Linked DNA regions of Homo sapiens: region 2 is linked to region 1. A link is a contact called in ENCODE Hi-C or POLR2A ChIA-PET data. All regions are on one chromosome and are shown on one strand. The core of a region is the stretch at or near the end of the contact, and the rest is flanking DNA. Distances in the headings are between cores, read along the strand shown. Region 1 has its middle 15 kb from the start of LINC02997. Region 2 holds the start of LINC02219 (long intergenic non-protein coding RNA 2219).

Evidence for each region. A loop is a pair of places that touch in the nucleus more often than their neighbours do. ChIA-PET counts read pairs that join two places held with the same protein, here RNA polymerase II (POLR2A). Pooled maps may share reads with other maps.
Region 2: POLR2A ChIA-PET joins it to region 1 with 12 read pairs in T-cell. The contact joins the promoter of LINC02219 here to the enhancer-like site in region 1. A Hi-C loop is called at or near these places in 2 of 50 pooled maps. POLR2A ChIA-PET finds 5 or more read pairs at or near these places in 3 of 52 experiments (Caco-2, GM12878 and T-cell).

The regions. Positions count from the first base shown.
Region 1 is chr5:67,806,313-67,809,817 of GRCh38, forward strand. No RefSeq gene overlaps it. Among named protein-coding and RNA genes, the nearest start is that of LINC02997, 15 kb to the left of the region's middle. RefSeq lists a silencer at 3,503-3,505. Within about 2 kb of position 2,238, at least 4 of the 41 ENCODE cell types and tissues checked have a DNase peak (open chromatin) inside an H3K27ac peak, as active enhancers do.
Region 2 is chr5:68,188,354-68,191,489 of GRCh38, forward strand. It overlaps LINC02219 (long intergenic non-protein coding RNA 2219), which reads left to right and starts at 1,523. Exons shown (of 3, transcript NR_105003.1): 1 at 1,523-1,638.

The sequences.
Region 1 (3,505 bases), core at 988-3,487:
AGGGATATGGCATTGGCCAGGGATATGCATTCCTGAAAATGTAAAACATTACTTTGTGCCTCCTTTACTTAAAGCAGTTAGTGAGTAACTAAGTTACGGAGAAGCTTAGAAACTAAAACACTCTGGCTTGCTTTGAATGTGGCCATTTTTACAGGTAAGAAAGCTGGGACCCAGAAAAATGCACTGATTTACCCAAGGAAGCAGAGCTGGGAACAGAATACGAGGCTTCTAATCTACTGATCATTTCACTGTGTCACACTATTTAAGATGTAGAAACAGCTGAATTCATCTTGTCAACTCAGAATCCTTTAGTATCTGTGTCCAGAGGAGGATTTGCCTCCACTCTAAGGGCTTTGGGTTTGTCTGGGAAGGGCTTATTTTTCACTTGCTTTCTTAGGTAGGAAATCAGGGTGGGAGATCTCAGTCAGCATCAGTGCCTTCCTTCCTGTGGATCTGGATGTCTTTTAATGCACTCATGAGCCTAGTGTGAAGCCTGGCCACAGAGATCCTGAGAATTGTACTCAAGAGAGTTTGAGCTTCAGATGTCATGGGTGCTCCCTGTTCTAGAGATAATGGTGTAAAGTGACACAGACACAGCATGTGCTGGCTGGAGGACAGATAAAAATAACAAATAGTCTTAATTGAGTACAGTGATTCAATTTTGCAAGACAGGCAGCAGCTAAAGAGATCTATTGGCACTTTATAGGTAATGTTGAGCGATAAAATAATAGTGATGATTATGCAGAGGACGAAGAGTAGCAAAAATTGCAGTCTCTGTGTCTTGCACAGTACTTAGCCCATAATTAATATAAATTATGTATCTTAGCCGACAGTACTTAGATGCATAATTAATATTACGGAATCGGATAAACTGAACTGATGACTATGACCCATAATCCATAATCATGACCCATGACCATGACAGGGATGGTGCAAGATTAGTGTGAATTCTGTTTCAGTAGGTGAGGACTAGCACAGACTGGAGATAAAACTGTGGTTTGGCATTCTTCCATTTTTACCTTGCTCATTTTTTAAGGCAGGCAGTTTGTACCTCATTGATTTTCACTGCTCATCAAGTCCTATTAGCCTATTCATTAGTGATGGCTTCATTCCCTTCCCACAGTCTGTCTCCTGAATGACACTTCCTTGTGTTAAGGCTGTGCTTAGCCCTAGCCATGATTGCTGGGTATCGACAGAATGTGGCATGACCAGCAGGGCCTGCTGGCTGGCAAGTAGCACCCTTCTCCAACAACACATTGGTACCCACAGAAAGAAGGTGGCAATTTCCATTACAAGGAAGATCAGGTTGTCAACTGATATTATAGTTCCAGTCTCTCTCTCTCTCTTTCTGTCTGCCACCCACACACCTTCACACTCACTTGTCTAAATATAAATATGAACACATTATCATAACCCCAAGCCTGTTCTTGCAGCTAAATTTATTTTCTCACTGGAACCACAGTTCACTTGTCAGCCAAACTAGAGGCCCAGAGTCATCTCTCTTTGTTTTGCTCTTCCCCACATCTGATCAGGCACCAAGCTCCAACCATGCTTCCTTAGACACCACTCTTGAGACCTCCCCTTCTCTGTTTTTCCACTTCTATTGCTCTAGTATAGTTACTATATTATACTGTCATCTTTCACCTGGACTTAAAGACTCCAGATAGTTCCATCTTTCTAATTCCTCTTCCCCAGTGCAAAGTGAGGATGCAGAGTACCTGTGGAAAGGCTAAGGGAAGACAGACTCCAGGCATGAGAGAGAGGAATACCAGCAAATATGTATTGAACACTTAATGTGCCAGGGCATTGATTTACTAATATTTACATTTGTTTTTACTTAATTCTCACAAAAACCTGAATGTACATACTATAATTATCTCCATTTTATGGATAAGAGACTCAAGGCTAAGAAATTTTAAGTGATGTATAAGATCGTATATAAGGAAGTGGCAGAGCTGGACTCAAACCAGGGGTCCAGTTTGTCTAACTCTTAGGTCCGTGTCATTGTCATCACCACATTCTACCTTTCTAGTTGCTCTATACTAGAGGTTATCACCTAAGGGGTTTGTTAAAACTGTGTTTTAACAAACACAGATTACTGGACACAACCCCCCAGAGTTTCTGATTCAAGTCTGGGATGAGGCCTGAGAATCTGAGAAGTTGCATGTTTATCAAAGTCCCAAGAGATGATGATGCTGCTGAACCAGTGACCACACATGAAAGCCTTCGCCCCAGCCTTTGGCATTTATTTTTGGCACTTTCTCCTCAGGCACAGCACAAGTGGTTCAAACTTCAGGCTTACATATCAGACCAGTTTGAGTCCTGGATCTGCTACTCAGTAGCTCTGTGTCTGTGGGCCACTTTATTTAACCGCACTAAGCCTCAGCTACCCCTTCTACAAAATGGGAATAGAACCTACCTTGCAAAGATGTTTGAGGACGGGGAATCATGTATATAAAACTCAGAGCTCTATGATTTGCACAGATTTGAACTTAATAAATGTTAGCTGTTTAGGAATTTACAAGTGTAAGAATTTTATTTTTTTTATTTCATTTAACTTTTATTTCTGTTCGTTTCTCTCTGCCTTTTTTGTTTCTCTCACTGCCTCAGATGGCTTTGCATTTGATTTTCCTTACATTTGGAATTTTGTTCTCCAGACCTTTGCATAGCTCACTTCTTCTCACCACTCAGGTTTCAGCTGAAATGTACCAGTTAAGGAAGGCTTTGAGCCTAGATGAGGGTACCCTTCTCCTATCCGCTACCCACGGCACTTTCTCATTGTATGCTCAGTGGGTGGATTTTTACATTGTGATCCAATTTCTGGAATAGTAATAGACATTTTCAGGTTTTCTACTTCTTCTACAATCAATTTTATGTTTTGGTTTTATAGAAAATTGTCCATTTTATCCGTTTTCAAATTTACTGTCATAAATTCATTCTGTGACATTAACTTCTTCTTATTCTCTACGATATCAGTCTTGTACCCCTTTCACTTTCTAATATTCTTCGCACCTTCTCTCCATTTTTGTTGATCATTCCTGCCAAGGTTTGTCTATTTAACTAGGCCTTACAATGACCCACTTTCTGATATGTTTGAATTCTCTTTATTATATCCTTGTTTTTACTTATTTCTATGGTTTATTTCCTTTCTTTCTTCTTTCTGTCTTCTTCCCCTGACTTATTAAGTTGTATACTTAGGTCTTTAATTATTGATGTTTCTCCATTTATTCTATGAGCATTTAAAACTGTCAACATTCTTTGAATCTCAATCATGGTGGCATGTTTCTTATATGACTTTCAATACGTTTGAGCTACTTGAGCAAGTAAAACCTGTTGGAATTCAGAAGGCCCTCAGTTCAGACTCAGCAGAGGATTTTCTTTGGCTTTGGCCAGGTGCCCAGGCACTGCCAGACTGGGACTACTGTGTTAATTTCTCGGTTTAGGGTTTCCCAGCTCATGCAGGTGTTATAAATTTAAACCTCAAACCCACACAAGGGCAGGGCTG
Region 2 (3,136 bases), core at 273-2,772, 380 kb after region 1:
GGAAAAATGGGGAGGGGGAAATAAACGAAACGATGATGGCAGTGTGGTTAATTGGTTAAGCCAATGGAAGCTCAATACACTATTCTACTCTTGCAAATTTCAAAACAATGTTTCATTTTAAAAATTACACTTAAAAAAGTCCCTTTGCTCTCCCTTTTTCCCAGGCTACAATACATAAAACAGATTTCCTTTTAAATGTCGCACTCTATTTCATTTTTGAATTTTTCAGGGGTTTTGTGTGTGTGTGTGTTTTTCTGTTTTAAAAAGTACATCATAATTTGGTAAATTGAGAAGATGCAGAAAAGAAGTATAATGAAGAAAGTAATTATAAGTCCCATGATTTCAATTAGCACTTGCTTATATTCTTATGTATTACCTTTCAATCTTTACATACACACGTGCACACACAGAAAGAAAGAGAAAAAAATGAACATACCTAAATGGAATTCAATCCTACTTAGCTTTATACCATGCTTTTTTTTTTTTTCCTTCTGGTAACCATTCCCCATGCCATTAGATATTCTTAAAAGGGTGATTTGTACTGACTTTGGAATATTTCTAGGCTATGTTTCTTTATGCTAGAAAAAGTTCAGACAGTTTTATTTACACCATGCCATACTTAGAAACTAGAAGAGGATGCTTATAGTTAGAGATTACAAGGAAATGTATTTTGCACTAGATATATACCACTTTCTTCAGAATCATTTAAGAATTGCAGCTGGATTCAGCATAGTATTTGGCAAGTACAAATATAGTAATACAATGAAGTTTTCTCACCTTCAGATGTGCTCCAAAAAGAGAAATCAGAAGGAATGAAAATAGAGTGTGAGGGTGGGGTGTGGAAGTTAGGAGCAAAGCAAGAGAAAGGGAGACAATGCTCAGCCCACCCACCCACACCCACACATAAACACACATACACACATGCACACACACACAAACACACCAATTTCCGTAAGCCTCACATCAGCTGACGTGATTTCTGTTTCTTAATTAAGAACCTCAGAATCAGGCCGGATGTGATGGCTCACGCCCATAATCTCAGCACTTTGGGAGGCGGAGGCGGTGCAGAGGGGGTGGGGTGGGGATCACTTGAGGCCAGGGGTTTGAGACCAGCCTGGCCAAAATGGCCAAACCCCCTCTCCACTAAAAATACAAAAATTAACCAGGCATGATGGTGCGTGCCTGTAATCCCAGCTACTCAGGTGGCTGAGGCATGAGAATTGCCAGGAGGCGGAGGTTGCAGTGAGCCAGTGTACTCCAGCCTGGGTGACAGAGCGAGATTTTGTCTCATAAAAAAAAAAAAAAAAAAAAAAAGAACCTCAGAATCAAAACTCAAAAGAATCCAGTGGAAAATCACAAGGATTAAAGCGAAGAGACATATTGCATATTAGAAATGCACAGCTAACGATGTGACAGCAGAAGGGTCCAATGACAGGACACTCGGCATTGTTTGATCACCTGTTGCACACAGGGCTGTACAATGGACATGGAAACGTAGAGATGAATAAATAAGTCACAGGCCTTGGTCCCTTGGAGTTCACAGTCTAATGGGGAAGACAGGATATAAGCAAGTAGTTTCAGCATAGCTTTGGAATTGCATGCAGAGAAGTGAGTGAAGTGAGTGAGGGCCCAGCCAAGGTAAGACCAGGATTCACAAGAACATCCCAAGATCTCAGAGAGGAAGGGAACTTGGAGCGAAGTAGAGAAGAATAAGACCTTACAAACATAGGGGAAAAGGAGTCATAATGGGAGAAATTTTAACAGTTTGATTAATTTTTTTAAAAAAAGGCAAGTGTATTTTAAAATGTCTGTTTTTCCTAGGCTTGGGAACCAATGTTATTGGATACAAACTTGCCCTTGTTTTTGTAATAAGAGATATTCCTTAAAAAGTTTGGTATATGGCAAACTTTGATATTTTAAGCATATTTCAAAAAAAAAAGGACTCACCATGTAAAGAAACTGAACTATGAATTTGTTTGTTGTCTAGATAACACCTAATTTGACTTTTTTTTTTTCTTTTCTTTTTTTTTTTTTGAGACGGAATTTCGCTCTTGTTGCCCAGGCTGGAGTGCAATGGCACCAGCTCGGCTCACTGCAACCTCCTCCTCCTGGGTTCAAGTGATTCTCTTGCCTCAGCCTCCCGAGTAGCTGGGATTACAGGTGCCTGCCACCAGTCCCAGCTAATTTTTGTATTATTAGTAGAGATGGCACCATGTTGGCCAAACTGGTCTCAAACTGCTGACCTCAGGTGATCCACCTGCCTCAGCCTCCCAAACTGCTGGTATTACAGGCGTGAGCCATCATGCCTGGCCTATTTGTCTTTTTTTCATATGGACTTTACATACCACACGTAGTTAGTGCAGTCATGAAAATAGTATCTCCCCACTTGTTCCATTCATTAATGTCAAGCCCAAAAGGACCTTGAGTGAGTTTTATGTTTATTTGCTTGAGCCCATCCCCCAACCCTCCACCCACACACATTCACTTACCCTACTTATATGTGAATATTGCAATTAAGATGGCAAAAGGCAGGCAGCAGCGCGAGCACATGTGGCCATGATGAATGCAAATGTTAAAGATTAACCTTTTTTAAAAAAAGCAGGTTTACTTAATTTTGAAAAGTATCATATTTGCAAAGCTAATTTAGTATTTTTAATTCCCACACTGATTTTTCTTAACCAGTTTGCAGCCTTCCCAACCTACACAGTGACTTTGACTTCTTTTTCTTTCTTTCTTCCTTTCTTTCTTTCTTTCCTTCTTTCTTTTTTTTTTTTTTTTTTTTTTTTTTTTGTAGTTTAAGATCATTTTTTTGAACAACAAGAGACAGGGAGAGGGAGGGGGCAACTACATCCCCCAAGCCCTACCATGGGGAATGGACCTCTCCCTGCCTCCTGCCCCCTAAGCAGCTCCCCTTGTACTATGGGAGGGAGACTTTGTGCAAACTCAGCCCTGAGGGGGTCACAGTGACTCTTAAGGTTGGTCAGGGCTGTAATTACAACTTAGCAAACAGAGAAACCAAAATAAAGAGGCAATTTTAGCTGCTTTCTCAGGTAGGCCCTCAAATTGTCACCTGTTAGAGTGCATTTTCTGCAGTGACTAGAGCCTGCATCTTTAGACAAGCGCTCTGTCCATAGAG